Regions from separate parts of the Homo sapiens genome. Here region 1 is linked to region 2. The links are chromatin loops, found by intact Hi-C in ENCODE. Cell type or tissue: K562. All regions are shown on one strand. Links, peaks and the distances in the headings refer to the core of each region. The heading gives the core; the rest is flanking DNA.

Region 1 (15,315 bases), core at 3,448-11,447, 120 kb after region 2:
ACTCCTGACCTCAGGCGATCCACCCACCTCGGCCTCCCAAAGTGCTGGGATTACAGGCGTGAGCCACCACGCCCGGCCATTTTTTTCTTTTTTTTTGACATGGAGTCTTGCTCTTGTCACCCAGGCTGGAGTGTAGTGGTGTGATCTCAGCTCACTGCAACCTCCCTCTCCCCAGTTCAAGCGATTCTCCTGCCTCAGCCTCCCAAGTAGCTGGGATTACAGGCACCCGCCATCACGCCCAGCTAATTTTTTAGTAGAGGAGGGGTTTCACCATGTTGGCCAGGCTGGTCTTGAGCTCCTGACCTCAAGTGTTCCACCCACCTCGGCCTCCCAAAGTGCTGGGATTACAGGCGTGAGCCGCCGTACCCGGCCACCACTGAATTTCTATATGATACATGCTTCTATGTGAAACAGATCAAAGAAGTACATTTCTCACTCCACTCTCTCAACACACGGTACACCCATTCATGAAAAAGCACCTCCTCTAACTCTAGAATTTATTCTGTTCTAGAACTCCACACTTTCCAATTTCACAATCTTCTCAAAGATTTTTCATTTCTGCTCCTATCATTACCTCCCAAACAAATGACCATGCAAAAACCTACTGTAAAATACAACAATCTTCTTACCAGCCTCTTTCCTCCAGAGCTGAATGCTGGAGAGTAACAAAATTTAAGAGGTAGGCAGAGAAAGATAGCAAAAGCTCTGAATGGCAAAGGGAGTCGCTGGAAAGGTAGAGTTTAAAAAGCCGGAAAAAGGTAAGTCGTAGATATCCGTGGAGGAAAAGTTTCAAGTCTGAGGGAGAAGCCAACCATGTCAAATGATGCAAAGAGGTCAAGTAGCATAAAGACTAAAGAGGGCTTATTTGATCTGCAACAAAAAGAACACAAATTACTGTGGCAATGGCAGTTTCTGAAGACAGGTAGTGACAGAAGCCATAAAGCAGTTGAGTCTCTGGGATATGAGAAAGTAGAGAAAGCAATGACTGTAAACTATTCTTTCAGGAGCTTAAACACTAAGGGAAAGTTAGAGTTGCTGGGAAAGATTTCAGTTAATTTATATGCTAAGTGGAAACACTTCAGAGAAAAAGGCCGAAGATACACAAACACCTTGGGTCCAACAGCAACAGCTGCCTTCTACTCCACTGAGAAAACAGAGTTCTTACCTGTAGTGGAACAAACATGTAAACCATTCATTGATTCATTCAATAAATATTTATTGCCAGGCGCGGTGGATCACGCCTGTAATCCCAGCACTTTGGGAGGCCGAGGCGGGAGGATCACAAGGTCAGGAGATCGAGACCATCCTGGCTAACACGGTGAAACCCTGTTTTTACTAAAAATACAAAAAATTAGCCTGGCGTGGTGGTAGGCACCTGTAGTCCCAGCTACTCGGGAGGCTGAGGCAGGAGAATGGTGTGAACCCAGGAGGCGGAGCTTGCAGTGAGCCGAGACTGTGCCACTGCACTCCAGCCTGGGCGACAGAGTGAGACTCCATCTCAAAAAATATATATAAAATAAAATAAAATAAATAAATATTTATTGAGTGCCTATTATGATCCAGGAGTTGGGTATATGCCAGTGAACAAAATAAAGTTTCTGCCCTCAGGAAATAACTATTAAAGAGGAGAAAATAGACAATAAACACAAACACACACATATACACACACACACAATGACAGATAATAATAAGGGCTTTGAAGAAAAAGCAGGATCAAGAGTAACAGGAGGTGCTATTTTAGAGAAGACAAGCAGGGAAGGCCTCCCTGAGGAAATGACATTTGTGCAGGAACTTCAATGAAAGCACAGCAAGTACAAGGCCCTGGGATAGGAATAGGTTTGATGTGTTCAAGAAATAGCAAGAAGTCAGTGTGCCTGGGAGCTAAGGGATAAGGGTAAGAAATGATGTGAGAGAGAGGCTGGGCATGGTGGCTCACGTCTGTAATCTCAGCATTTTGGAGGACAAGGTGGACGAATAACTTGAGGTTAGGAGTTCAAGACCAGCCTGGCCAATATGGTGAAACCCCATCTCTAATAAAAATAATTTAAAAATCAGTCTGGCGTGGTGGCGTACGCCTGTAATCCCAGCTACTCGGTAGCTCAGGAATGAGAATCACTTGAACCCTGGAGGCAGAGGTTGCCGTGAGCTGAGATCATACCACTGCATTCCAGCCTGGGTGACAGGGCGAGACTGTCTCCCAAAAAAAAAAAAAAAAAAGAAAAAGAAATGATGTCAGAGAGAATACCAAGGCCACATCATAAGTACTATGATTTCATCATAAGCCTCACAGGAAAGCATTGAAGAGTTTTGAGAGTAGCGTAGCAGTGTCTGATTTCAGTTTTCAAAGGCTCACTCATTGCTGAGTAAAGAATTCCAATTACAATATAGGGTGATGAAGTAGGTTGATAAAGGGCAACAGGGCACAGTGGCTCATGCCTGTAATCTCAGCACTGTGGGAGGCTGAGGCCAGGGGCAGAGGGGATCACTTGAAGTCAGGAGTTCGAGACCTGCCTGGCCAACATGGTGAAATCCCGTCTCTACTAAAAATACAAAAATTATCCGGGCATGGTGGCGCATGTCTGTAATCCCAGCTACTCAGGAGGCTGAGGCACAAGAATCACTTGAACCAGGGAGGCAGAGCTTGCCGTGAGCCGAGATCACGCCACAGAACTCCAGCCTGGGTGACAGAGCAAGACTCCGTCTCAAAAAAAAAAAAAAAAAAAAAATTGGGAACTGGGAAAACCAAAAGAGGGGCATCTAACACTAAATATGAGTTAGGAAAGGCTTCAAGAAGAGTGAGAGAGAGAAAGCGTATCCCAAATGGAGGACACAGACGTAGAAAAGAAATAGGGGTTTTGAAAAGCCTTGACATTTATTTACACCAGCATGGGACAGAAAATATTGTATAAAAATATACCATTTAAGGCCGGGCCTGGTGGCTCACATCTGTAATCCCAGCACTTTGGGAGGCCAAGGCGGGCGGATCACAAGGTCAAGAGATCATCAAGACACCATCCTGGCCAACATGGTGAAACCCCATCTCTACTAAAAATACAAAAATTACCTGGGCGTGGTGTTGCGCACCTGTAGTCCCAGCTACTCAGGAGGCTGAGGCAGGAGAATTACTTGAACCTGGGAGGCGGAGGTTGCAGTGAGTCAAGATCGCGCCACTGCACTCCAGCCTGGCAACAGAGTGAGACTCTGTCTCAAAAATATATATATACCACTTACATCTACAAAAAAAAAAAAAATTATATCCAGGAACAAAACTAATATTTGTATGACTTTTCTGGACACATTCACAAAACTCTGTAAGACATTAAAGAAAACCTATTTAATTGAAGAGATAAAACAAAGTAATGGATAGGAAGACTCAATATTTAAAAATGTGTATTTTCCCACCCACTGTTTCTGTTTGTTTTTTTTAAGAGACAGGGTCTCGCTATGTCTCCCAGGCTGGAGTGTAGTGGTGCAATCATAGCTCACTATAATCTCAAACTCCTGGGCTCAGGCAATCCTCAAATGTCAGTCTCCCAACATGCTGGGATTACATTCTCCCCACTTACCTATAAACAACATATTTCAAATAAAAATCCCAGCGAGTATACCAAAAGACACATACAAGAATTCCATAGCAGCATAATTCATAATAGCCCCAAAGTGAAACAACCTAAACATCCAGGAACAGTAAAATGGAAAAATAAATTGCATTTTATTCATACAATGAACTGATTATACAGCAATGAAAATAAACTCTAGCACACACAATTCAACATAAACAAATTTCAAAAACAAAAAGAAACCACCAACAGAATACACACTGTATGACTCCATTTTTATAAGGTTTAAAAACTAACCACAGTGTTGAAAATCAGGATGGTAGTTTCCTTTGAGCAAGGGGAAGGGAGTATTGATTGGGAAGAAGCACAAGGTGGGGAAAGTTCTGGACTACTAGTATTTCCTCACTAAGCAGTAGTTACTAACAGGTGTACTCACTTTGTGATAATAACAACACTTATAAGTTGTGGGTTATTTTGTATTTATGTTATACTTCCATAACAGGAGTACTAGTGTCTGCAATTTACTTCAAGATACATCAAAAAAATTAGATTGAGGGCTAGGTGTGGTGGCTCACGCCTATAATCCCAGCACTTTGGGGGGCCAAGGAGGGCAGATCACCTGAGGCCAGGAGTTTGAGATCAGCCTGGTCAACATGGTGAAACCCTGTCACTAAAAATACAAAAATTAGCCATTCATGGTGGCACATGCCTGTAATCCCAGCTACTCGGGTGGCTGAGGCAAGAGAATTGCTTGAACCCGGGAGACGGAGGCTGCAGTGAGCCAAGGTCGCATCACTGCACTCCAGCCTGGGCAACAGAGTGAGACTCTGTTGCAAAAAAAAAAAAAAAAAAAATTAAATTTAAAGATGAGATTGATAGATATCTGTGTTATAAAGCAAGTTTTATAAAATGTTACAGGTAGAATCTAAGAGATGGGCACGCAGGTATTCACTGTAAAGTTCTTCCTACTTCTTTTTTTTTTTCTTTCTACTTTACGTTTAAATTTTTTCATAATAAAATGTTGGAGGTAAAAATCCCAAAGGGTTTTTTTGTTGGCAGAACTTGGTAAGGCAATTCTAAAATCATGGAAAATTAAAAGGGTAATAGCCAAGACAACTTTGAAAAAGAAAAAGGTAAGGAGATACGTGTCCTAACAGACAGAAAGACTAATTATTAGGCAATAACTAAAATAAGGTAGTACTGACACAGAGATGGACAGAGAGACCAGTCAAAGAAAAGAGAGCCTAAAAACTAACTCATGCACAGACAGAATACAGCAGGCATTAAAGATCAGTAGGAAAAAGTAGAACTATTCACTAAGTGGGGATTAACAGCTTGAATTAGAAGAAAATACAGAATATCTTTAACTTACAAGGAAAATGAATACTGAACAACAAATTACTGAAGAACACATAATTTTCTCTCATATATAGGTTTAAAACATGAGAAACAACATTATATATTGCTTAAGAATATATTCACATGGGTAAATAATACAGACATATTTGGCAATGAAATACCAAATTCAAGTTAGTAGTTTCCTCCAGGGGTAATGAAGATTTACGCAAAGTACATAAGTTGGGTGGTATTTGAACACACAATTTTCTATATTGTTCTTTATCCATTTTTTCTTTTTTCTTTTTTTTTTTTTTTTGAGACGGAATTTTGCTCTTGTTGCCCAGGCTGGAGTGCAGTGGCGCGATCTCGGCTCACCGCAACCTCTGCCTCCCAGGTTCAAGCAGTTCTCCTGCCTCAGCCTCCCTAGTAGCTGGGATTACAAGCATGTGCCACCATGCCTGGCTAATTTTGTATCTTTAGTAAAGACGGGGTTTCTCCATGCTGGTCAGGCTGGTCTCGAACTCCCGACCTCAGGGATCCGCCCGCCTCGGCCTCCCAAAGGCATGAGTCACCGTGCCCAGCCTCTTTATACATTTTCTCAAATCTTAAATATTCCATAACAAATTATAGATTTTTTTAATTAAAAAAAGGTTGAGGTATGAGTACATGGTTTTTAAACAGTACTTAACACAGTTTAATGGGCTGGAACAAATACTAGGAATAGGGGAATAAGAGAAGATGTTAAAAGAAAGAGACCAGATTCTGCAAAGCCTTATAAAACATGCCAAGAAATTTATTCACTTATTTATTATTTGTTTGTTTGTTTGTTTATTTGAGATAGAGTCTCATTCTGTCGTCCAGGCTGGAGAGCTGTGGCACAATCTCGGTTCACTGCAACCTCCGCCTCCTAGTTCAATCGATCCTCCCACCTCAGACTCCCCAGTAGCTGGGTCTACAAGTGTGTGCCACCAAGCCCAGCTAATTTTTGTAGTTTTAGCACAGACAGGGTTTCACCATGTTGGCCAGGCTGGTCTCTTAACTCCTGACCTGAGGTGATCTGTGCACCTCGGCCTACCAAAGTGCTGGAATTACAGGCCTAAGTCACTACACCCGGCAAGACATTTATTTGGTTTTTGTTTCATCCCACAAGGCAATCACTGAAAACTTTTAAGCTAGGAAGTCCTAAAAGATTACTCTGACAAGGCTATACGATAGAGTATGTTTCCTAATGACAGAGGCTTGTTTACCATTTAATCCCTAATTTTAGCATAGTTTATAATACATTGATATTAATGAATATATATGCTGAATTAATGAATTTATGGAAGGAATAGGGTGAGGGAAGCAGAGAAATTAGAAAGAAATTATAATAATCCAGGCAGGAAATGTTGGACTTACAATGATCACTTTAACTTACAGCTATCTATTTTACAAGAAATGTTAAGATTATTAGGAACTTTCACGGAACATCAAATAAAGTAAGAATCTGTAACATTATAAACATGAAGATCCTGGTTCAAATCAGGGAATGCAATAATTCTGTATCTACTCACCATTCTTCCGCTCACTAAGTGGAGGCAAATTGGGATTCCTGCCAGGGTGGAGGCCTAGGGTCAGCTCGGGCTGCAAGGAGAGCTCCTGCAGTTCATTGGCAACAGCTTCACTCTGGGGACTGGGTGCCGCAGATAAGGACACGAGCACTGGTTCATCATCATTTTCGCCGGCCCCTCCTCCGTCCAGCCCATTCACAGCAATGACGGAAGGGGGCAGGCACACCACACTGGAGAAATCCACTTTGGCTTTCGTGATGGCAATCTGGAAATGGAAGAAAAAATGGAAAGTTTAGATGGTACCATGATAATATGGTTTGGTGGTGTCCTCACCCAAATCTCATCTTGAATTGTAGTTCCCATAACTCACACATATCATGGGAGGGACTTGGTGGCAGGTAACTGAATCACAGGGGTGGTTACCTCCGTGCTATTCTCATGAGTTCTCACAAGATCTGATGGTTTTATAAGGGGCTTTTCCTCTTTTGCTCTGCACTTCTCCTTCCTGCCACCATGTGAAGAAGGACATGTTTGCAACTCCTTCCACCATGATTGTAAGTTCCTGAGGCCTCCCCAGCCCTGTGGAACTGTGAATCAATTAAATCTCTTTCCTTTATAAACTACCCAGTCTCAGGCAGTTCTTTATAGCAACGTGAGAACAGACTAATATAGTAAATTGGTACTGATAGAGTGGGATGCTGCTATAAGGATACCCAAAAATGTGGAAGCAACTTTGAAAATGGGTAACAGGCAGAGGTTGGAACAGTTTAGAGGGCTAAGAAGAAGACAGGAAACTGTGGTAAAGTTTGGAACTTCCTAGAGACCTGTTGAATGCCTTTGACCAAAATGCTGATAGTGGTATGGACAATGAAGTACAGGCTGAAATGGTCTCAGATGGAGATGAGGAACTTGTTGGAAACTTATATAAAGGTGATTCTTGCCATGCTTTAGCAAAGAGACTGGTGGCATTTTGCCCCTACTCTAGAGAGATCTGTGGAACTTTGAACTTGAGAGAGATGATTTAGGGTATCTGGCAGAGGACATTTCTAAGCGGCAAAGCATTCAAGAGGAAGCAGAGCATAAAAGTTTAGAAAATCTGCAGCATGATGATGCAATAGAAAACAAAAACTCATTTTCTGGGGAGAAATTCAAGCCACCTGCAGAAATTTGCATAAGTAACAAAGAGCCTAACATTAATCACCAAGACAATGGGGAAAACGTCTCCAGGGCATGTCACAGACCTTCACAGCAGCGCCTCGAAGGCATAGGAGGGAAAAATGGTTTCATGGGCCCAGGGCCTTCCTGCTCTGTGCAGCCTCAGGACATGGTGCCCTGAGTCCCAGCTGCTTCAGCTCCAGTCATGAATAAAAGGAGCCAAGGTATACAGCTCAGGCTGAGGCTTCGAAGCGTGCAAGCCCAAAACCTCAGCAGCCGCCATGTGGTGCTGAGCCTGCAGGTGCACAGAAGTCTGGAATTGAGGTTTGGGAACCTCCACCTAGATTTCAGAGGATGTATGGCAACACCTGGATGTCCACGCAGAAGTTTGCTACAGGGGTACAGCTCTCATGGAGAACCTCTACTAGGGCAGTATGGAAGGCAAATGTGGGGTCGGAGCGCCCACACAGAGTCCTCACTGGAGCACTGCCTAGTAGAGCTGTGAGAAGGCCACCATCCTCCAGACCCCAGAATGGTAGATCCACCTATAGCTTGCACCATACACCTGGAAAAGCTGTAGACACTCAACATCAGCCCATGAAAGCAGCCAGGGGTGAAGCCGTACCCTCCAAAGCCACAGAGGCAGAGCTGCTCAAGGCCGTGGGAGCCCACCTCCTGCATCAACATGACCTGGATGTGAGACATGGAATCAAAGGAGATCATTTCAGAGCCTTAAGATCTGACTGCCCCACTGGATTCTGGACTTGCATGGGGCCTGTAGCCCCTTTGTTTTGGCCAATTTCTCCCCTTTGGAATGGGTGTATTTACCCAATGCCTGTACCCCCCATTGTATCTAGGAAGTAACTAACTTGCTTTCGATTTTACAGGCTCATAGGTGGAAGGGACTTGCCTTATCTCAGATGAGACTCTGGACTTGGACTTCTGGGTTAATACTGGAATGATCTAAGACTTTGGGGGACTATTGGACACACATACTTGTGTTTTGAAATGTGAAGACCTGTGATTTGGGAGGGGCCAGGGGCAGAATGATATGGTTTGGCTGTGTCCCCACCCAAATCTCACCTTGAACTGTAGTTCCCATAATCCCCATGTGTTGTGGGAGGGACCCAGTGGGAGGTAATTGAATAATGGGAGTGGTTACCTCCATGCTGTTCTCATGATAGTGAGTGAGCTCTCACAAGATCTGATGGTTTTATAAGGGGCTTTTCCTCTTTTGCTTGGCACTTCTTCCTGCCACCTTGTGAAGAAGGATGTGTTTGCTTTCCCTGCCATCATGACTGTAAGTTTCCTGAGGCCTCCCGAGCCCTGTGGAACTGTGAGTCAATTAAACCTCTTTCCTTTATAAACTACCCAATCTTGGGCAGTTCTTTATAGCAGCAGTTTGAGAACAGACTAATAGACACGGACAAACTATGCCACTGGAGTATATGCCGATGCTAATATTATAAATTACATCACTGGCAAACTACCATTATTCTTAAAGCTTTTTGTAAAGTAAACTAGCACCCACTGCTCTCCAGACCCCCGAATGGTAGAGCCACCAGCAGCATGCAACCTCAGCGTGGAAAAGCCACAGGGGCAGAGCTGCCCAAGGCTTTGGGAACCCCTCCCTTTATATCAGTGTACCCAGAATGTGGGACATGGAGTCAAGGATTGTTTTGGAGCTTTAAGATTTAATGACTGCCCTGCTGGGTTTCAGACTTGCATGGGGCCTGTAGCCCCTTTCTTTTGGCAAATTTCTCCCTTTTGGAATGTGAATGTTAACTCAATGCCTGTATCCCCATTGTATCTTGGAAGTAAATAACTTGTCTTTGATTTTACAGGCTCATAGGTGGAAGGAACTTATCTCCAGATGAGACTTTGGACCTTTGAATTAATGCTGCAATGAGTTAAGACTTTGGGGGACTACTGAGAAGAAATAATTGTATTTTGAAATGTAAGAAGGACATGAGACTTGAGGGACTAGCGGCAGAATGATATGACTCTGATATTTGTCCCACCCAAATCTCATGTTGAAATGCAATCCCCAGTGTTGGAGGCAGGGCCTGATGGGAGATATTTGAGTCATGGGGGCAGATCCCTCATGGATTGGTGCTGTCCACATGGTAGTGAGTGAGTTCTTCCAATATCTAGTTGTTTAAAAGTGTGTGGCACTGCCCCCCTTCTTTCTCTTGCTCCTGCTCTCACCCTGTGACATGCCTGCACCTGCTTCACCTTCTATCATGTATAAAAGCTCCTTGATGGCACCATCCTTGTACAGGCTTGCAAAACCATGAACCAATTAAACCTCATAAATTAAAAAAAATTTTATATATATATATATATCTCCACTCACTGAATCCTATGTAGTTAGTAAGAATAATTTTTTTTTTTTTTGAGGCAGAGTCTCGCTCTGTTGCCCAGCCTGGAGTGCAGTGGCGTGATCTCAGCTCACTGCAAGCTCCACCTCCTGCATTCACGCCATTCTCCTGTCTCAGCCTCCCGAGTAGCTGGGACTACAGGCGCCCACCACCATGCCTGGCTAAATTTTTTTGTATTTTTAGTAGAGACGGGGTTTCACCAATGTTAGCCAGGATGGTCTCGATCTCCTGACCTCAAGATCCACCCACCTCAGCCTCCCAAAGTGCTGGGATTACAGGCGTGAGCCACCATGCCCAGCCCTAAGAATAATTTTTATAAAGCATTTCTAATGTGGGAAATGCTTATTCTAAAGCCACACTTAAGAAAAAGTAAGACATAAAACTACATACTCATATATTAAAATATTATACAAAGAAAAAAGATTTTAAGAAGTATACCAAGACACAAAAGAGGGGTTCTGTTTGATTGGACAATGAAAAAATTTTAAGGTTCCAAATTTTCTCTAAAATACTTACATGGCTTTTATAATAAAAAGACTATAGTTTCTGATCTATGAAGTGAGATTCCCTGGGCATTCCTTGCAAACTTTTATGAGGACTTTAATCTAACTTGCTTTAGTTGAAGAAACCAACAAAATATTGAACAGCCATGAAGTGAAGAAAGGCACTAGAAACTAAAAAGACAATTATGATCTAACTTCAAGTAAAGCAATAGTGTGCCCAAACCTGACTGTAGTTCTGGCTGATACATTTCACAGAAAATAAACTGGACTGGAAAAGATCCAGATAACAGTAATTAACATGAGGGAGATAATATTATGAAGAAAAAAGATACTAAGGACTCTCTACTCCAAAGAGACTGGAAGAAGATATAAGGGAGACAAGTTCAAAAAAAAATTTGAACTCAGTATTAGGAACTCAATATTCTCAAGGGTAATTGAGCATGGGCAAACAATGGGAAAAGGATTTCTTTTAGGGTTTGAATAATTTTATAAATTACAAAACAACAAATGTCTACCAACAAAATTCAGAATCTAAACTTCAAAGAATTCTTTTCCATCTTGTCTATGATTTATTATGGTTTGAACCATGTCTCTGTGTGTACTGGGAAAAAAACAACTGTTACACAGGATTAATCCATCCGGCTGAGTATTCTTTGTCATTGACTCTGAAAGAGCATGTCTGCTTCTTTTAACAGCAGCAGCCTTTCAGACTAAAAAAAAGACTTCAACTTTATGACATTCAAGGACCCCTTGAGAACTAACCTCCTTATTCAAAAGGAAAATAGAATGGTATCAAAACTTCAGCCCTAGGACTTAGGAAAAGTGGTTTCACATAGAGTAACAGGTTTTCAATAAACAGCTGTTAAATCATTATGGATTGTAAGAGTTCAGACCTCTCATAAGAAAATTAAGAAATTTAACTGCAACAATAACTCTGTATGCAGTAGATGGGCCTTGCAAAAGTATTAACACAAAACAAGCATTCTAATAGTTGTTAACTGAACAAAGAGAGAAGCAAATGAAAGATACATAAAGATAATCTAGGGAACCACGACAGACATGTCTTGGGGAAAATTTGGATGACACAAGGAAGACTGCATGAAACATACAGAAACACTAAAAATAATGTTAGGCAGTCAAGGACAGGAAACATCAAGCCTCATACCACTAAAATACTATAGCTAAACAGATGCGCTAGAATCATGGTTTCATATAAAAAGTTCTTAACTTAGCAAAACCCCATTATTTCAGACTTAACTGATATTTCTGATACTATAACTTGGTGTGAGATTAAGTAAAATCTTCTGCTATTTGGCAGGGGCAGGGTAATATAAAAGAGTGCCAGGTGGCCAGGCACAGTGGCTCACTCCTCTAATCCTAGCACTCTGGGAAGCTGAGGTGGGAGGATCGCTAGAGCCCAGGAGTTCCAGATCAGTCTCGGCAACATAGTAAGACCCTGTCTCTTTTTTAAAAAAAATTTTAAATAGTTTTTAAAAATTTTAAAAAGAAGGAAAAAAAGTGGTTAAAAGGTAAGTTTATTATCTAAGAGCTCCCAAGGCAGGAGGAAAGGTGAATTTAATGTTACATATGTTTTTTATCACAATTATTTTTAGATGTCTTGGCAAAAAAAAAATTTCACTAAGTAAACTTATATTACTGAGCTTGAAAGAATCCCAGGCTGGAGTGCAGTGGCAAGTTCTCGGCTCAGTGCAACCTCCACCTCCCGGCCTCAAGCAATCCTCCTGCCTCAGCCTCCCGAGTAACTGGGAATATAGGCATGCGCCACCAGGCCCGGCTAATTTTTGTATTTTTAGTAGAGATGGGGTTTTGCCATGTTGCCCAGGCTGGTCTTAAACTCCTGGACTCAAGTGAGCCACCTGCCTTGGCCTCCCAAAGTGCTGGAATTACAGGCATGAGAGCTCACCGAGTCCAGCCTTTTTCTTTCTTTCTTTTTTTTTTTAAGGGACAGGGTCTCTCTCTGTTGCCCAGGCTAGGGTGCAGTGGCACGATCATAGCTCACTGCAACCTTGAATTCCTGGACTCAAGTGATCCTCCCCCATCAGTCCCACAAGTAGCTAGGACTACAGGCACACCATCATGCCTGGCTTTTTTTTTTTTTTTTTTTTTTTTTTTGCAAGGGGTTGGGGAGATATGAGGTTTTTGCTATGTTGCCCAGGCTGGTCTCAAACTCCTGGCCTAAAGTGATCCTCCTACCTAAACCTTCCAAAGTGCTAGGATTACAGGAATGAGCCACTGTGCCTCGCCAAAACCATATATTCTTTAAAATGAAGTAAATTATTTAATTTACTTATCACTAATTCAGAACAAACTTCTTCCTACTACTTTGAATTATTATTATTGCTGGAATTCAGAGATTTAGCATTTACATGTGTTAATATTCCCAAGAGACAATAAAAATCCATCACATGGTATCAATATTTTTCTAATGAAGCATGAAGTTAACTTCATGAGTTTGTGATGCTCTTATGCATTTAGTGAACATAACCAGTATTTCTAGAAAATGATTTAAAGAAACTTTGTAAAAAACGGCCCCCCAAAAGAAAGCCAACCCAAGTCCAAGTCCAATGCTAAGCATAAAGAGAAAATAAAGTTCTTGGTTTTTTGGTTTTTGTTTTTTTTGGGGGGGTTTTTTGGGTTTTTTTTTTTTTGAGACAGTCTCGCTCCACCACCCAGGCTGCAGTGGCACGATCTTGGCTCACTGCAACCTCTGCCTCCTAGGTTCAAGTGATTCTCATGTCTCAGCCTCCCGAGTAGCTGGGATTACAGGCACGCAACACTACATCTGATTTTTGTGTTTTTAGTAGAGATGGGTTTTCACCATGTTGGCCAGGCTGGTCTCGAACTCCTGACCTCAGGTGATCCACCTGCCCCAGCCTCCCAAAGTGCTAGGATTACAAGTGTGAGCCACTGTGCCCAGCCAAGGAAGTTTTAAAAATAATGTTTCACCCAGGCGCGATGGCTCACACCTGTAATCCCCAGCAGTTGGGGAGGCCAAGGTGGGCAGATTGTTAGAGCCCAGGAGCTCAAGACAATCCTGGGCAACATGGCAAAACCCCGTCTCTACAAAACACACAAAAGTTAGGCATGGTGGTGTGCGTCTGCAGTCTCAGCTACTCCTGAGGCTGAGGTAAGAGGATCACCTCGACCCCAGGGAGGCTGAGGCTGCAGTGAGCTGTGATCATGCCACTGCACTCCAGCCTGGGCAACGAAGTGATACCCATCCCAGGGAGGAAAAAATGGTGTTTCTTAGAACACATACTTTTTTTTTCTTTTTTCAGACAGCATGTTACTCTGCCATCCAAGCTAGAGTGCAATGGAATGATCATAGCTCACTGCAGCCTTAAACTCCTGGGCTCAAGTGATCCTCCCAAGTAGCTAGGACTATAGGTGTGTGCCAACACACCTGACTATTTTTTCACTTTTTTGTAGAGACGAGATCTCACTATGTTGCCCAAGCTGGTCTCGAACTCCTGGCCTCAAGCGATCGCCCTACACTGGCCTCTCAAAATGCTGGGATTACAAGCGTGAGCCACCTTGCCTGACAGAACACATACATTTTTAATAGTTTAAAGAAAGGACTGTTTGATACTATATTACAATGCAAAAAGAAAAGAAAGAAAATAAGAATATCAAATTCTACAGACCTGAACCCCATGGTTGTGCCTACTACTAACCAGAATAAAAGAAATAAGCAATCTGAAAAACTGCTTTAGCAACTGTTCGATTCAGAATAGTTCTGTAATTAAGTTCCATATTTACAGAATTATTAAGGGCTTAAAGAGATCACTTAAAATTTACACATATATCTATACACATACACACACACACACTTTACCAAATATTTTTATTGGGTAAATTATATAGTGCTATTTGTTAATTTAGGGGATTTCAAAAGTTTCAGGATACATCCTTTAAAACACCAATATTAAACTATACTATAGAATAAAATCCTTCCATCAAGGCCATGAGGCAGGGAGTGAGGAAGAACACACAAAACAAGAGGGGCAGAATGTTGATAATGTTGAAGCTGGTTATTAGGTATTTAGAAATTCATTATGCTATTATCTCTACATTTGTATATGTTTGATAACATTCTCCTAGTATTTTTTAAAAAATAAGATTCTTCCACAGAATGATGGGAAGACTCAGTGAGACACAGCAAGGTTTCCTTAACCTTGAGATTAGAAAATAGACCAGAAGTCATATACAAGCACTGACAAAAGACTAATTTGGCATAAAATATACACATTGGATTTATTTCTCTAACAAACACACTACTCTCTATTCATTTTGAAAGAGCCCACAGGATAAAATCTCGTAAACTATGATAATCTAGAGACAAGACCCAAAAATGTTGAGGTATAGCCATCATAATTAAGTCCCCTTTACCAATTCCTGAATACTCCTGTAATTGTATTTACTGTAAAACCTGAATCACTTTTTAGAGTTGTAATTTATAACTCTACTGAGTCTAAGTTCATACTTTCTTTTTTTATCAAAGGATCAGTAACTCCAGTTTCTGGGCTGCTGATTCACATATGATCAACAGCAGCCAGAACAAAAACAGCATGGGGGCAGGGTCATCTCCCACAACCCATCTGTTTCCCTCTTTTGCTGGCCTGATTATGCATCTTTTCTCCACCCTACCCGCTTTAGGGCTGCATGCCTTCTGCCTGTACAGAACAACATACGTACCTAGAAACAACAGCATGAAATGTGTTAGAAGAATGGAAGAACGTAGACAGCTACTGACAACTCTAAAACATGAGCACTAGCACAATTCTTTATCATGACCCATGACAAAAAG
Region 2 (15,315 bases), core at 4,787-12,786:
TGCTAATGTGATAATCTGGGAGAGACTAAGGATTGGGCCAGTCACCAGAGACACCAAGTGATTAGAGGATTAGAGGACTGGAAATATCAGCGCCATCCACCAACCTCCAGGAAAGTGGGGGTGGGTATGTAGGACATAGAGTGGGGGCTCTGAGATCAAGCTCTATAAAAACTCTTGGATAACAGGATTTGATGAGTTTCTCTAGCTACTGGGAGGGTGAAGGCCAGGAGAGGGCAGGGAAGTTCCAATACCACCATTCCCCCTGGCACCCCACGACACTGTGCCATCCGTCCCTCCCTCTGACTGTTCCTCTGCATCCTTTACAATAAGCCAGGAAATGTTAAGTGAAGTGTTTCCCCAGGTTCTGTGAGCCATCCTAGCAAATTATCAAGCCCAAGGAGAGGGTATGGGAACCCCAATCTATAGCTAGTTGGTTAAAAGCAAATGTAAAATAACCTGGGGCTTGGGACCAGCATGGGAAGTGGGGCTAAGTCTTGTGGGACTGAGTCCTCAACCTGTGGGATCAGACGCTATCTGCAGGTAAATGGCATCTGAAAAGAAATGGAGGACACCCAGCTGGTGTCCACTGGAGAACTGCTTGGTATGTGGGGTAATACCATGCCAGAATACCAACACCAGAAGTATTCTGTATTGAGTGTAAATACAGAGAAAAACGGCTTTTTCCCTTTTACACTAAAGGAATCAAGTCCAAACTCCCAAGTGTGCCAAGAGGCCCTGCACGTCCTGAACTGTGCTTACTGCTCCCACCTCGTTTTTGTTTTTGAGACAGGGTCTCACTCTATCACCCAGGCTAGAGTGCAGTGGCACAATCATAGCTCACTACGGCCTTGAACTCTTGGACGCAAGCGATCTTCCCACCTCAGCCTCCTGAGCAGCTGGGATTACAGGTGTGTGTTACCACACCCAGCTAATTTTTTGATTTTTTTTGTAGAGATGAGTCTCCCTATGTTGCATGTTGCCCAGGCTGGTCTCAAACTCCTGGGCTCAAGTGATCCTCCCGCCTCAGACTACCAAATCACTGAGGACCTGGCCTCCCACCTCTCATCTTGACACCCTCCCTTCCAGTGCCTTCTCATCAGGTCCTAGGGTTGTTCTCCCTGCCTGGAGCACCGTCCTCTCCTCCCTCGTCCCACCCTCTCCCACACGCTTTCATGAATTCCTACTCATCCTTCAGCCCCAGGCTTGGCTGTCACCTCCTCTGACAGCTGCACCCTTCCTGATGCAACCAGGTTGGGTGACCCTCCTCTGTGTTTCCAAAGTACCCTGTGCTCCCTCCAGCACAGCTTCTCTATCCTGCCTATTCACCTGCCTGTTACCTGCTCCTAGGCGTGAGCTCCATAAGGACAAAGGAACTTGGTCTGCCCTGTGGGGCTGTGGCCTTAGCACCTAGCACACTGTTTGGGTCCATCAGTATTTGTTAAGTGAAATATCCGTGGAAAGGGCCAGTCTCCAAGAAGAGACTTCACTAATAAAGAGTATGACACAGATTTCTAATTCCTGGCATCTCCACATGTTCACACACACTGATCCTGACATCTATCTACTCTGTGAAAGAGGAAGCAACCCGAGTTTACAAAGATGGAAAGTGAACAGAGCAAGGCCTCTGTTATTATTTATTGTTGTATGTCCCTGTTTCTTAAAGCAACAGGCACTATCCCAAGTTCATACAACCTGTGCATGAGGCTCTCAAACTCTGTGCCTTGGTTCTCCCAAGGCTAAGCAGGAAGTCAAAGATTAAGAAGTCAAGAGCCTCAGCCCAATTCTGCTTCAGCCTGGCACTCCCTCCCCTCCTGCATCTCAGCTGCCTCTCACACAGGGTGGCTGGGTCCTCCTCACCAATGATGGCTTCCTTCAGGCTGGACTCAACAGGAAGGATGTTCTTCTCCACCAGCTCCATGGGGCCAGGCCTCTGTGCAATCTTCTCATTGAGGTCATCGGCTAGTCTGGCTCTCTTCAGCTTCAGCTGCTTGGCCTGGAGGGATGGCTCAGCCGAGGTCTCTGCCCATGGGAGAGAAAGGGGTGCAGGAAGATATATGAGTGGACGTGGTTCTGCCCCGGGAACTCCAGAGCAGCTCTCCTTCCTCCTGGGCAAGAGGAGTGACTGTCAGAACGGTAAGCATATTCCAAGCAGAGAAGAGTGGCCTGTCTTGAAGTTTCACAAAGACAAGAGAAGGGGTTCCCACTGTGACCAGGCAGTGCACAGTCACACACAATTATAACCAGGCAGAGGCAAACCCAGAAGACTTTCTGAGGTGGAGCTACAGAATGGAAGCAGCAACAGATGACAGAATGGTCTCCACTCTCCCTCAAACTTGCTGTGTTACTGAGGCAATTCACATCTCTGCTCTGGTTTTTAGTGCCTTTGTCTGCAAAATGTGAGACTCAGACTAGAAAAGTTCTCTTCCAGCCCCAAAAACAGCTCAAAACTAGACAAACGGCTGGGCGTGGTGGCTCACGCTTGTAATCCCAGCACTTTGGGAGGCCAAGGCATGTGGATCACCTGAGGTCAGGAGTTCGAGACCAGCCTGATCAATATGGTGAAACTCTGTCTGTACTAAAAATACAAAAATTAGCCAGGCGTGGTGGCATGTGCCTGTAGTCCCAGCGACTCGGAAGGCTGAGACAGGAGAATTGCTTGAGCCCAGGAGGTGGAGGCTGCAGTGAGCCGAGACTGTGCCACTGCACACTAGCCTGGTGACACAGCAAGACTCCATCTCAAAAAAAAAAGACTAGACAAACAATAAGTAAATATATTTATGCTGCTTCCAGGAGCCAAAACCTTTTCTTCACTAAAAATGTGGAAAGACAGCTATGCGCAGTGGCTCACATCTGTAACCACAGCACTTTGGGAGGCCGAGGTGGGTGGATCACCTGAGGTCAGGAGTTCGAGACCAGCCTGGCCAACATGGTGAAACCCCATCTCTACTAAAAATATAAAATATTAGCTGGGTGTGGTGGCGCTCGTCTGTAATCCCAGCTATTCAAGAGGCTGAGGCAGGAGAATCGCTTGAACCTGGAAGATAAGAGGTTGCAGTGAGCCATGATCACACTACTGCACTCCAGCCTGAGCAGCAGAGCAAGACTCCATCACAAAAAAAAAAAAAAAAAAAAAGCGGGGGAAGAAAAAAAAAAGGGAAAGACATGTGCAGCTGGGGCCAGGTGGGTACATCTAGAATAATATTGGATGGAGCACGGTATATCACAGACACTCAAGTGAATGCCAAGTGAATGACTGACCGAATGAATGAATATAAAAAACTAAGTAAGTGTATTTTAAAAACAGATTTTAGATCAGGCATGGTGGCTTGTGCCTACAATCACAATGACAGAGTCAGACTGTGTCTTAAACAAAACAAAACAGATTTTGGCAGAGAGAAGCGATCTCACACCAAGGGATGGTGAGACCCTGGAGAAGAGGCCAAGCCAAACTAACAGCATGTGACTGTGCTTTTTGAGAGTCCCTCAGACCAGTGGCAGCTACCATGGCACAGCTGTCGTACGGTGTTAAGGCTCTGGCTTACCCACTGCCAACAGAAATGGGAGAAGAAAGAGGCAGGAAGGAAATGGGTAGTGCAGTAGTGAGTACACACAGTGAGAACTGGATCTAGATGGAAAAGCAATTCCAATCTCCACACCTTCCAAAATGTGCATCCTGACCAGCTCCGATCTCTCCGGCCGGGAACGAATCTTCCGTTTGAGATAGTCCTCTGTCTACAGAAAAAACACACCAAGAAACTCTCAAATCCAGGTCACAGGCTTATGGCATGGACAGGATCACAACAGCAGCCTTGGCCATGGTAGCTGCTGACCACCTCTGCAGTTCCCACAACCTTAACTTGGTGACTGCAGGGTTCGGAGGCAAGAGTAGGCCTGGGGAGAGCACACCAAAATCCAACTGCACCTGCCAAGGAAGGGCACCATCCTTCAAGACCATCTGTGTCTCTGAGGCTGGACTGACAATATATCTATTAAAAAACTATTACTTCTACTACCATAAAAGTAATATATGTCCAGCAAAAAACATTTAGAAAACTAGAAAGAAAAATAAAATAAAATAAACTTTAATCAGCCACTCTTAGTATTCTGGGATATCTGTTTCTAGTTATTCTTCCATGCAGAAAATAGGCTTAACTTTGCAGCGCTGTAATCACACTGAATATGATTTTATATCCTGCTTTAAGAAATGTAACATTGGGCCAGGCACGGTGGCTCAAGCCTGTAATCCCAGCACTTTGGGAGGCCAAGGTGGGTGGATCACCTGAGGTCAGGAGTTTGAGACCAGCCTGGCCAATGTGGTGAAACCCTGTCTCTACTAAAAATACAAAAATTAGCCAGATGTGGTGGCTGGCGCCTGTAATCCCAGCTACTTGGGAGGCTGAAGCAGGAGAATCACTTGAACTCGTGAGGTGGAGGCTGCAGTGAGCCAAGACTGCGCCACTGCACTCCAGCCTGGGCAACAAGAGCGAAACTCCGTCTCAAAAAACAAACAAAAAAAACCAAAAACCAAAAAAAAACCCCAAAAACCTGTAACACTGCATGATCTCATGGGCATTTTCCATTCATTTTGAATGGCTGCCAAATGGAATATGAATTTTGACACATGGTAGCAAAGCTCTAGTTCCTCAAAGTCCAATGTCCTAATTTCTGCATTTATGAGACTCTGGGCAAACTAAACCAGTCCCTCAACAGTCACAGAGCCATCCCACCAAACGGGGCTAATTATAATATATATATATTCCCCTGGACCTGACTCTATAGAGTCTGTGCTCTTAACCTCTGCACCAACATTTTCAAACCACAGAACATTAGTGGATCAAGACCAGCATAGGATAAGACAAGCCAAAGGACACTAGGCAATGAAGCCTCAGAGGACATTATATATAGTAAAGGTAAAGACTGGAAAAAAATGAAGAAAAAGAAAAAAAAAAAAAGACTTGTCCTCACCTAGCCATCTGCTGCCTTGTTGTTCTGGCTGGGCAGCTCTGTGCCAGCCCAGGGGAGGCTGAGCAATCCAGGAGATGGTTTAAAGTGACTGTGGGCTCTGGCTCTATCACCCCACGTGCAGTGGGCAGAAGTACTGCCTCAGCTGCAGCAGAGATTGGTAGAGCAGGTGCCGCAAGTCTTCACAGATGACAGTGGAAGACTTATTCTCTAAGCCATCTGAAGCTCTGACCAGTGGCCATGACTGAGGTAGAATATAGTACTGATTAAGAAAATATATGGAGGAGCTTCTGGTTTGTTAAAGGCATGGAGGTGCTAGGAGGGTGACACACCCACCTGGAGAGAGCACAAAAGCTCCTCATCCCTTCCCACATACCTACACATCTCTTCCACCTGGCTGTTCCTGAGTTGTATCCTTTGTGACAAATAGTAAACATATTAATGATGTCAAATGGCTGAAACCTGACTACCTAGAGGCTACTCTGGACTGGTTTAGAGGGTATAAGGTCTCTGATGGAAAACCAGAGAACTTTCAGGGCCAAATTTAAAGATACGGATTTTGCAACTGATATCATTAAAGGCATTCATGACCACTGAAGCACATTTGTGTCGAAGAAAACTGAGGGAACAAAATCAGTTTGACAAGGTACAGTGGTAGATGCCTACACATCCCAGCTATTCAGGAGGTCAAAGGCAGAAGGATTGCTTAAGCCCAAGAGTTGGGATTCAGCCTGGGCAACATAGCAAAATCCCACCTCTAAAATTACAAAAAAAGGAAAACAAAGCAATCAGTTGTGTAAATACAACAGCATCTCAGAGCCCCTCAAGTGTGATCCTGACATAGCTGAAGCCATTGTGGATGCTTTCCCACCACCATGTATAGCTGCCTTATGTAGCACGCACAGATGTGAGCAGCTGGTTCCAACACCAGAAAAAGAAATGAAACTTCTCTTGAATACGAGCTGATATTGCTGTGTCTTATTCATCTGGAAGTATGAGATGCAAAAGTAGCAGCTTTTCAAAGCTTTAAGCTTTTAGAATTAAGTAAAGCAAATTCTGCTATAACCAATCCAATATATTCATGTTTCATATCTCAACTAAGATAATTTTTAGTACATGTGTAAATATGGAAGTAGTTATTGTAATGTGGAAGTCATTTGTGAATAGATGTGCATGGTAAGCAAATTGAACGTTATGGTTACCATGTGTTAGGAAATAAAATCATTTTGCTCAAAAAAAATCTAGAATCCACAAAGGTTTGACTCCCAGCTTTGCCACTTATTGGCTGGACAAGTGAGTTAACTTCTCTTAGCTGCATCTATAAAATGAGGATAATACCACCTAATTCATAAGAGTTGATGTGAGGATAAAAAAGAAACAGATACAACCTCTTACATAAAGGTGCTCAATAAAACAGTCTCTTCTAATCAGCTCTGCTGGTCCCTGCCTATTTGAGAAGCAGTCAAGTAAATGGTGCCCAGTCTTCTGACCGAATAGGCGCACAGGCAACGCCATCCTTTCCCCCAACACTGTACTCTCCAGTGCTCTCAGCAAACTAAACCACTGCTGCTTGTTACTCCTTTGGTTCCCAGGACCCATGACCTCATTCTTTCCACTTACTCTAAGAATTAATCATGATTTTCTGGGGAGAGGGGAATGAAAGAAAGTTTAAAAAAAAAAAAAAAAAGTCTTGGAGGTAAATATTTCTGAGACTCTAAAATAGCTGTGAGGCTGGGTGTGGTGGCTCATGCCTGTAATCCCAGGACTTTGGAAGGGCAAGGCAGGCAGATCACTTGAGGCCAAGAGTTTGAGACCAGGCTGGCCAACATGGTGAAACCCCATCTCTACTAAAAATACAAAAATTACCCAGGCGTGGTGGCGGGAGCCTGTAGGTCCAGTTACTTGGGAGGCTGAGGCAGGAGAATCGCTTGAATCTGGTAGGCGGAGGCTGCGGTGAACTGAGATCACGCCACTGCACTCCAGCCTGGGTGACAGAGTGAGACTCCGTCTCAAAAAATAAAGTAAAATAAAATAGCCGTGGGTCTTAAGGAGATGCAGCCCATGATCTGTCTAGGGGGATTATCTTCCCATGATTTTATGTGAAAGGAAAAAGTAAAGGGAGTGTGAGGGGGAAGCAAGTTCTGGTGACTTCCCCATCTCTACCCACACTGGGCAGCAGAATATTCCTCAGGGGCCCCTGGGGAACCGAAACAGAGTTGGGATGGGGACGCAAGTAAGGTGCTGTGGCAGAAAACTTGGGCTTGGAGTGTGGGCCAGTTTCTGCTTTCCACAAGAGTCAAGTGGATACCACCTACTCTGGGCAGATGGAGACCAAGAAGGTTTCCTGCCCCTTGGAATGCCCGTCCTGTGAGGTGTGGCCAGTGTAACCCCGGACTTGGGAAGCTTTTCCATTGGCTAATGTTTGTGTCCCAACATCTACAAAACGTTAAGTGGAATTAAAGATGGGGAAATACCAGTGGTCTCCAAAGCACTCCAAAATTCAGGCAAGGAGGATCGGGTGATCATTCCATATCCTTAAATGTACAAAAAGAGAAACCTCATTCCAATCATGTTCCATATAATCACCATGGGAGGTAAATGAGAGAAGGGATGAAGTAGGAGAAGCAGAGCTTTCCATTTAAAACCACAAGGCCAGGGCTGGCCCTAGAGTCTAGCAGGCTCTGGCCTCAGAGTTCTATGGAAAGCTCTAAATGGAAATATAACCAGCAATGCAATGAGCTCTGAAAATGCTCTTTGGGAGTTCTGAGGGGGAAAAAAGGTACCTTACCCTGGCCCGCTCCAAGCTCCTTCTCTGCTCATGAAATGCGGCTGGACTTTTCAAAGCTGTTGAGAGAAGAACCGTAAAGATTACCTTCAAGCGAAGCATCATGTCTAGTGCTACGATATTCAGTGGAGAAGGCATCTTAAATTCATGTTACTGGCTGGGCGTGGTGGCTCACGCCTGTAATCCCAACACTTTGGGAGGCTGAGGCAGGCAGATCACGAGGTCAGGAGATCGAGACCATCCTGGCTAACATGGTGAAACCCTGTCTCTACTAAAAATACAAAAAATTAGCCAGGCGTGGTGGTGGTGGGCGCCTGAAGTCCCAGCTACAAGGGAGGCTGAGGCAGGAGAATGGCGTGAACCTGGGAGGCAGAGCTTGCAGTAAGCCGAGATTGCGCCACTGCACTCTAGCCTGGGCAACAGAGCGAGAAACCGTCCCCCAAAAAAAAAAAAAAAAAATCACATTACTGTTAGTAGTACTATAAATATCAGTTGAAGTGAAGGCAATGACACCTGAGTAAGCATGTATCTTTATGGTTTAGCTACCCCATTCAAACAGTTTTGGTAGAAACCAAAATATGACTCCTAATGGGAACTGTCACTGCCTAAGCTTGGGCTATATAAAGTGCACCCATGGAATGTAACTTTAACAAACACCCTGGCCCATGACTGGACCGTCAGCCGCAAATCCCCCTTCAGCTAGGACTCCAAGAACGCCTGCTAGGCCTCACATTATTCTCAGGACACCTGCACACAGGAAGGGGCACAGATGCATGCCAAATTAACCTTACTTCCTCAACCTCACGAGGAATCATAAAGTGGCCAAACTGTTTCAATGGGACAGTTAAAACCAAAAAGATATATGTCCACTCGGCACTATTTCCTTCTTCACTGCACCTGTTATTTATAGTGCTGCTAAAATTAACTTGAATTTCATCTCTAAGGACTAAAAGAACCCCATGGCAATTGTATGTGAAGGAACACACACAACCGACAGCTGAGACGAAGGGCTCAGCTCTATTCTGGGGATACCACACAAAGACCACAAGTCTCGACTTCTGCAAACAACACTCAGGTGGCAAGACCAAACCAAGAGCCTCCAGAAAGGCTGCACCATGAATGGAAGGTCTGACTCCTTTTGTCAAAAACTTGGCTGTAAGGACAAATAGCAACTTAAGACACTCTGAGGATGAGAGGGAAAGGCCTGACTCACTTCAAGTAGGGAACAGAGGCAATAAGAGAGAAATTTATAAGACTGTGGTCAGTTTCACTTCTCCTGCCCTAGAATTTCCAAAGAGCTGTGAAACTGCGAGCAGAGATAACTTTTGCTAGGCTGCTGGCTGCGGTAGGAGTGCAGGGTTAAGGAGCTGCTAAAAGTAGCAAGAGAGCATAGATAGGACCCTATCCTGCCTGGGCCGTTGTGCTTCTTCCTCCTTCCTCTCCACCCCCAGCGGGGGGCTGGGCCTCAGCAACAGCAGTCCCAGAAGAAAGCTTCAATTGTCCCAGTGGTATTTATTTTTAAAAATTTTTTGTGAATCTTAAGATAAAAAAGAAACTACAGTCTTAAAAGTACTACTGAGATCCCATCTTCTAACAGAAGGGGGAGCTCTAGATTTAACAAATAACATCAAAGAAAAACCAGTACAAGTTACCTCCCCAACCTACCTGGGCACTATCCAGGATTCCCCACTTCTTACATGGGCAGGTCGTGGGCATTTCAGTGGGTAAATAGACACCCCCTGCACCTGCTTCTACTGTGTAACGCTAGCTCAACTCCAAACGTCCTGCTCTGCAGGAACCCGGGTGTGATGCATCACACGTAACCTTGGCTCTTGGAAAGCTTAGCACATGCATGAGACAGTAAGTACAAAGAATCAAGAGAAAACGGACACTGTCCACCCCACCCCAGCTTCCTTTTCTGCCTCATTTTTCTCCGCAGCACTCATCACTGTCTTGACAGTCTTTATATAAATACTACGTATCTGGCTGGGCATGGTGGCTCACGCCTGCAATCCCAGCACTTTGGGAAGCCGAGGTGGGCAGATCATGAGGTAAGGAGTTCGAGACGAGCCTGGCCAACATGGTGAAACCCCGTCTCTACTAAAAATACAAACATTTTTGTACAGGCATGGTAGAGGGTGCCTGTAATCCCAGCTACTCAGGAGACTGAGGCAGGAGAATCACTTGAACTCAGGAGGCAGAGGTTGCAGTGCGCCAAGATAGTGCCACTGCACTCCAGCCTGGGAGACAGAGCAAGACTCCGTCTCAAAAAAAAAAAAAAAAGGCGGAATACTACATACTTTTCTTGTTTACTCTCAGTCTCCCACGTTTACATTTACAACATGTCCCCATCAGAGCACAGCAAGGGTTTTGTCTATTTTTTTAGTCACTCACAGCATTCCCCAAGTGCCTAGAATACCAGGCACACAGTATACCCTCAATAATTATTCACTCGATGAATTAGTGAGTATTCTGTAAGAAACGGACACAAGGTGACTAGTGACAGGAGGACAGGAGGATTCTGCGGCAGAGCTCTAAACTTTCATCTAAACAGCCAGAATTCTGGTTCTCAACCGGGTTCGAAACCTCACAGAAGTTCTGGATAGACAGTCAAGGGATCTGTGTTCTAGTACTGAGTGCTACCAATTACTGCTGGGTGACATGGGTTTTGACTGCTTTCTGGGTCTAATTTTCTTCCAGAGTGAGAATCTGCCCACCTCTCAGAACCCTTGTAAGGAAGAAACACCAGTGAGAGTGCCCTGAACCAAATGGTATATGTGTCGATATATTCAGGTGTTGCTGTCACCAAATGCTGTAATTTGGTTGAATCACTGGCTTGATTCACTTACAGGCCAGCTAGTTTCTGTACCACAGCCAGAGATTCTCTGTCTAAAACCCTGGCTGACTTGCTGCCTCAACAACCCACACTGGCTATCCCCAAAGGGTAAGGCACAAACCCAAAGGCACAAACCCAACTTCTAGAAGAACAATTCACCAGAACATCTTGAGGACATCATCTTCATGTACAAAGGGTGGTGCACCACTAGTGGAGGACAGGTGATAGGTGAAATGGCTACAGCATACATAGTCCCCCTCATCTGCAGTTTCGCTTTCCATGGTTTCAGTTATTCTAGGCCAACCAAGGTCCAAAAATGTTACAGTATTTTGAGTGGGCCCATATTCACATAACTTTTATTACAGTGTATTGTTAAAATTGCTCTAATTTCTTACTATGTCAGATTTACACATCGAATTTTGTCATAGGTCACATGTATAGAAAAAAAAAACACAGTACGTATAGGATTTGGTACCATCTGCAGTTTCAGATATCCACTAGGGGGTCTTGGCACGTGTTCCTCAGGAATAAGGAAGGATTACTCTATATGAATTCCTATTTGGTCCTATTAAGGACATTTTCATGTAATGGCAAGAAAGGGATTAATATCTGTTGGATGCTTGTATGGAAAGCACTGTTCTAGATATTTTAAACCTGTTAGCTAATTTAATATTCCTAATCATTCTACATGGTAGGTAATATCCCATTTTATAGATAAGGACAGGGCCAAAAAGGAAAGGCAAGCAAATAGCAGGGATAAGATTATAACCTAATTTTTTTAAGTGTCCTGAATTGGAAGATATAACCTAATTCTGTAACACCCTCAACCTAGAGTTCTTTCCACTCCTCTGTGTTGATTTCTTAACTTCTTCAAAAGTTAGAGAAGAGAGGCTGGGCATGGTGGCTCAAGCCTGTAATCCTAGCACTTTGGGAGGCTGAGGCAGGTCTATCACCTGAGGTCAGGAGTTCAAGACCAGCCTGGCCAAAATGGCAAAACCATGTCTCTACTAAAATTACAGAAAAATTAGTCAGGCATGGTGGCAGGCACCTGTAATCCCAGCTACTTGGGAGGCTGAGGCAGGAGAATTACTTGAACCCAAGAGGCAGAAGTTGCAGTGAGCCAAAATTGCTCCATGGCACTCCAACCTGGGTGACAGAGCAAGACTCTGTCTCAAAAAAAAAAAAAAAAAAAAAAAAAAGAGACAGAAGAAAAGAAACTGTTGGGTAGGGGGACAAGGTAGCTTCAATGTTCAATGACACACACTGTTTAGATGCATATCTGAGTCCAGGCAACATACAAGAGTCAACTTGGCCACAGCACTAGGTAAAGACCAAGGCAAAGAAGGCTCAGAAGAGGGGTTCAGAGACCTGTCTGAGGGGCCCCAGGGCTCTCAAGCATTGAGAATCATCGTTCAAAACCTGGAGCTCACCACGTAACAGCCTTTGGCACTGATACTAGAAGACAAGTTGGAGAAGCTGAGACACAATAGCTGGTCAGAAGAACCAGAAACGAAGACCAAGAAAAGAATTCAAGATAGGGCCAGGTGCAGTGGATCATGCCTGTAATCCCAGCACTCTGGGAGGCTCAGGCAGGCAGATCACCTGAGGTCAGGAGTTCAGGACCAACCTGGCCAACATGACGAAAGCCCGTCTCTACTAAAAATACGAAAATTAGCTGGGTGTGGTGGCGGGCACCTGTAATGCCAACTACTCGGGAGGCTGAGGCACAACAATCGCTTGAAACTGGGAGGCGGAGGTTGCAGTGAACCAAGATTGCACCACTGCACTCCAGCCTGGGTGACAGAGTGAGACTCCGTCTCAAAAAAAAAAAAAAAAAAAAGAATTCAAGATCATAATGACCAATCCCAAAAGACTGTTTCATTTTATAGTAATAATAACATTATAATCTCACTGGATCCTCTTCATAGCCCATGAGGCAGGGACCGTTATTTCATGTGTGATGAAACTGACACTGGCTGAGATGCAGTAACCTGCCAGATCATTCATTCATCGAGTGGTGGACCCCAACCCAGGTCTAGTTCTGCCTTTCCTTTCTTCCCTTGTCTAAACCTTCTGACAAATGTGTCAGTTTCTCTCAGTCCCTGAGTAGGCCAGCTTAGTCTGTGCTCCTCTTTCCTCATTTTTAATTCTTCTCTCTGATAGCAGATTCAGCAATTTCAACAGCTACTTCTGCCAGGTGAAAGGAGGAGGGAGCACTGGCCCCTCTTCCTTCAGGTTTGTGTCAGGACTTCCTGCTGGGTGTCTCTCAGTTCATCTGGGGAGAGGCTGGAGTAGCCACAGCAAGTGCTCTTGGTGCACTGGGGTTTGAGGTGGAGAGGGCAACTCCTGTGTGTGTCCCGCCAGCTTTGTTAAAAGCCACCATGTGGAGGGTAGCCTAGTGAAGGGATGTAAGAGTGCTACAGGTTAAGCCCTGGGCTTTCTTGACTGTAGGAGCAAATGACAATGGGGAGTCAGATCACCTCAAGTTCCATGCCAAGGAGGTAAGACACGAGGAAGCAGAAAATAGGTTTCCAAGTTTAGGCCTCTGCCAATTGAAGAAAAAAAGGACTTAAAGTTACCCCATAAATGTGTGTCCAACTACGAGGGCTGCATTCATCTTAGACTCCATCTCCCCTCTCCCTGCTACCTTAATAGCTTTGCTAGGAGGAGCCAGCATATTACTCAAAACTGCATTTTCCCAGACACTCCAAGAAAGCAGTCTCTAGAAAGAGAAGCCCCCAAAGACCAATGCAAAGACAAGAGTCATGTGTGTTTATAAGAATATATATATTCAATATCAGAGGGTAGTTCTCGATCCTTTCCTGCTGCCCCAGGAGCTGGTTCCATTGGAGCTCTTGTGTGGCTTTGTGTGAACAAAGGAAGTGTGCAGAAAATCCTGAAAGGAAAAATAAGCAAGCTCCCCAGAGAAAACAAATGAACAGAAGTGGCCAAGAGGTGTGCCATTCTTAATCACAGTTTCAGTTCTAGATGTGGACCCCGCCCCTGGCTGGCTACAACTACCAATTAATATTTTGTTCCCTCTTTCCAGCACCCATTTTCTTTCTCTCCTAACTTGTTTGCTGCCTAAATTAAATGAGGTCATTTGTCAATTAAAGATATAAAAGGTGAAAAACTGTTTCCACTTAATTTTTAAATACATACTGGCATCCAGGCTGGGCGCAGTGGCTCACGCCCGTAATCCCAGCACTTTGGGAGGCCGAGGCAGGTGGATCACCTGAGGTCAGGAGTTCGAGACCAGCCTGGCCAACATGGTGAAACCACCCCCCACTACTAAAAATACAAAAATTAGCTGGGCGTGGTGGTGCGCGCCTATAATCCCAGCTACTCTGGAGGCTGAGGCAGGAGAAATGCTTAAACCTGGGAGGCGAAGGTTGCAGTGAGCCGAGACCGTGACACTGTACTCCAACCTGGGTGACAGAGCAAGACTCCATCTCGGGGGGAAAAAATATATACATGTATGTATGTGTATATATATATATACACACACACACACACACACACACTTTCACACAGGCATCCAATATATAGCAAAGGAGGAGCTCAGTGCTGTGCTCAGTGTGTCGACACAGATGTGTGATGACAGCGCAGGGGCCCCAGGGCCAGAATGGTCTTGATTTAATCTGGCACTGAAGAGTAAGTATGAAGACTCTTAAAAACCAACCTACCTTGGTAATTTAGGACATCAAGCCAACACTTTTCCCTTGCCAGCTCCAGATTTACTTAAACAAGTAGGTAAATGAGTCTTCTAGGATTCACAAGCAGTTCTAGAAATGCCTCTGAGCAAGGAATGACAACAATTCATTATGAAACCTCATTTCCTCATCACTATCATGAAGGAATATGTATTAAGTGTCTAGGTCTGAATGTTGCTTTATTAGGTGTTATCGTAATAAAAATGATGGTTCCTATCTCTGATAATACGCCAGAAGCTCACCAACAATTCTGTAACCAGAGGAACTCAAAGGCTATGAACATAATACACTTAATAGAGGTCACTGGAGTGCCACAGTCCAAGCAGCCCTTCTTTCAGGCAAGCCTGCTGGGTTTCTTTTTCCAGTGTGGAAGCAGGGAGCATATACACAGAACATCAATGAGGGCTACATGTGTGTATAGGAATAAACCCATTTAACAAACGAGGTAGAAACTAGAAATATTTCCATCCATCCATCCCTCCATCTGCCCGCCCACCCACCCATCCATCCATGTATCCAATAAGCAGCCCTTAAGTAAGCACTATGCCAGTCACTGAGGATAAGAATATACAGATGGGGTCCCAGTCCTCAAAAAGATGATGGTCTAGTGGGGAAAAGAGACAAATATAAGATGGAAGTAAAACAGTAGTGGTAATTTAAGGTGCTGTAAAGGACAAAAGAGGCAAAATTTAACCTGGGGGAACAGTGTGTAAATGAATTGAATAGGAACACCAAAGCCAGACAAGGAAGAGTGGGGAGATAGCTGAGGCTAAGGAAGAACTAGAACACAAACATGAAGGTATAAAAGAACAAGGCAAGCTCAAAGAACTACAAGTAGTTTGATATGGTTGAACCAAGGAATTCAAGTGAGGATAATGTGGCTAGAAGAATAAGCTGGGCCCACTCCATTAAGAACTTTAATGGGCTAGGCACAGTGGCTCACACCTGTAATCCCAGCACTTTGGGAGGCCGAGGTCGGGGGGGATCACTTGAGGTCAGGAGTTCGAAACCAGCCTGGC

The links. Hi-C counts contacts between places; a loop is a spot of excess contacts. Peaks named below come from ENCODE experiments on the same cell type or tissue, not always from the same donor. Only the 100,000 strongest peaks of a DNase experiment are listed, where the experiment ranks them.
Region 1: a loop joins it to region 2, with 5 times the contacts of the local background. A loop is called at or near these places in 4 of 110 quality-filtered maps.

The regions. Positions count from the first base shown.
Region 1 is chr22:40,545,655-40,560,969 of GRCh38, forward strand. It overlaps MRTFA (myocardin related transcription factor A), which reads right to left. Exons shown (of 15, transcript NM_020831.6): 3 at 6,452-6,713. The coding sequence starts at 6,692. It overlaps LOC105373037 (a long non-coding RNA gene), which reads left to right and starts at 9,523. Exons shown (of 5, transcript XR_001755550.2): 1 at 9,523-9,560; 2 at 15,165-15,315. In K562, for the core only: a CTCF peak has its summit at 6,666; a DNase peak (open chromatin) is centred at 6,577.
Region 2 is chr22:40,427,749-40,443,063 of GRCh38, forward strand. It overlaps MRTFA (myocardin related transcription factor A), which reads right to left. Exons shown (of 15, transcript NM_020831.6): 5 at 7,751-7,806; 6 at 3,657-3,732; 7 at 1,858-2,019. Among named protein-coding and RNA genes, the nearest start is that of SGSM3, 65 kb to the left of the region's middle. RefSeq lists enhancers at 8,543-8,602, 8,863-8,992, 9,113-9,162, 9,233-9,282. In K562, for the core only: a CTCF peak has its summit at 9,334 (motif pointing right); a DNase peak (open chromatin) is centred at 9,133; H3K4me3 peaks cover 145 bases.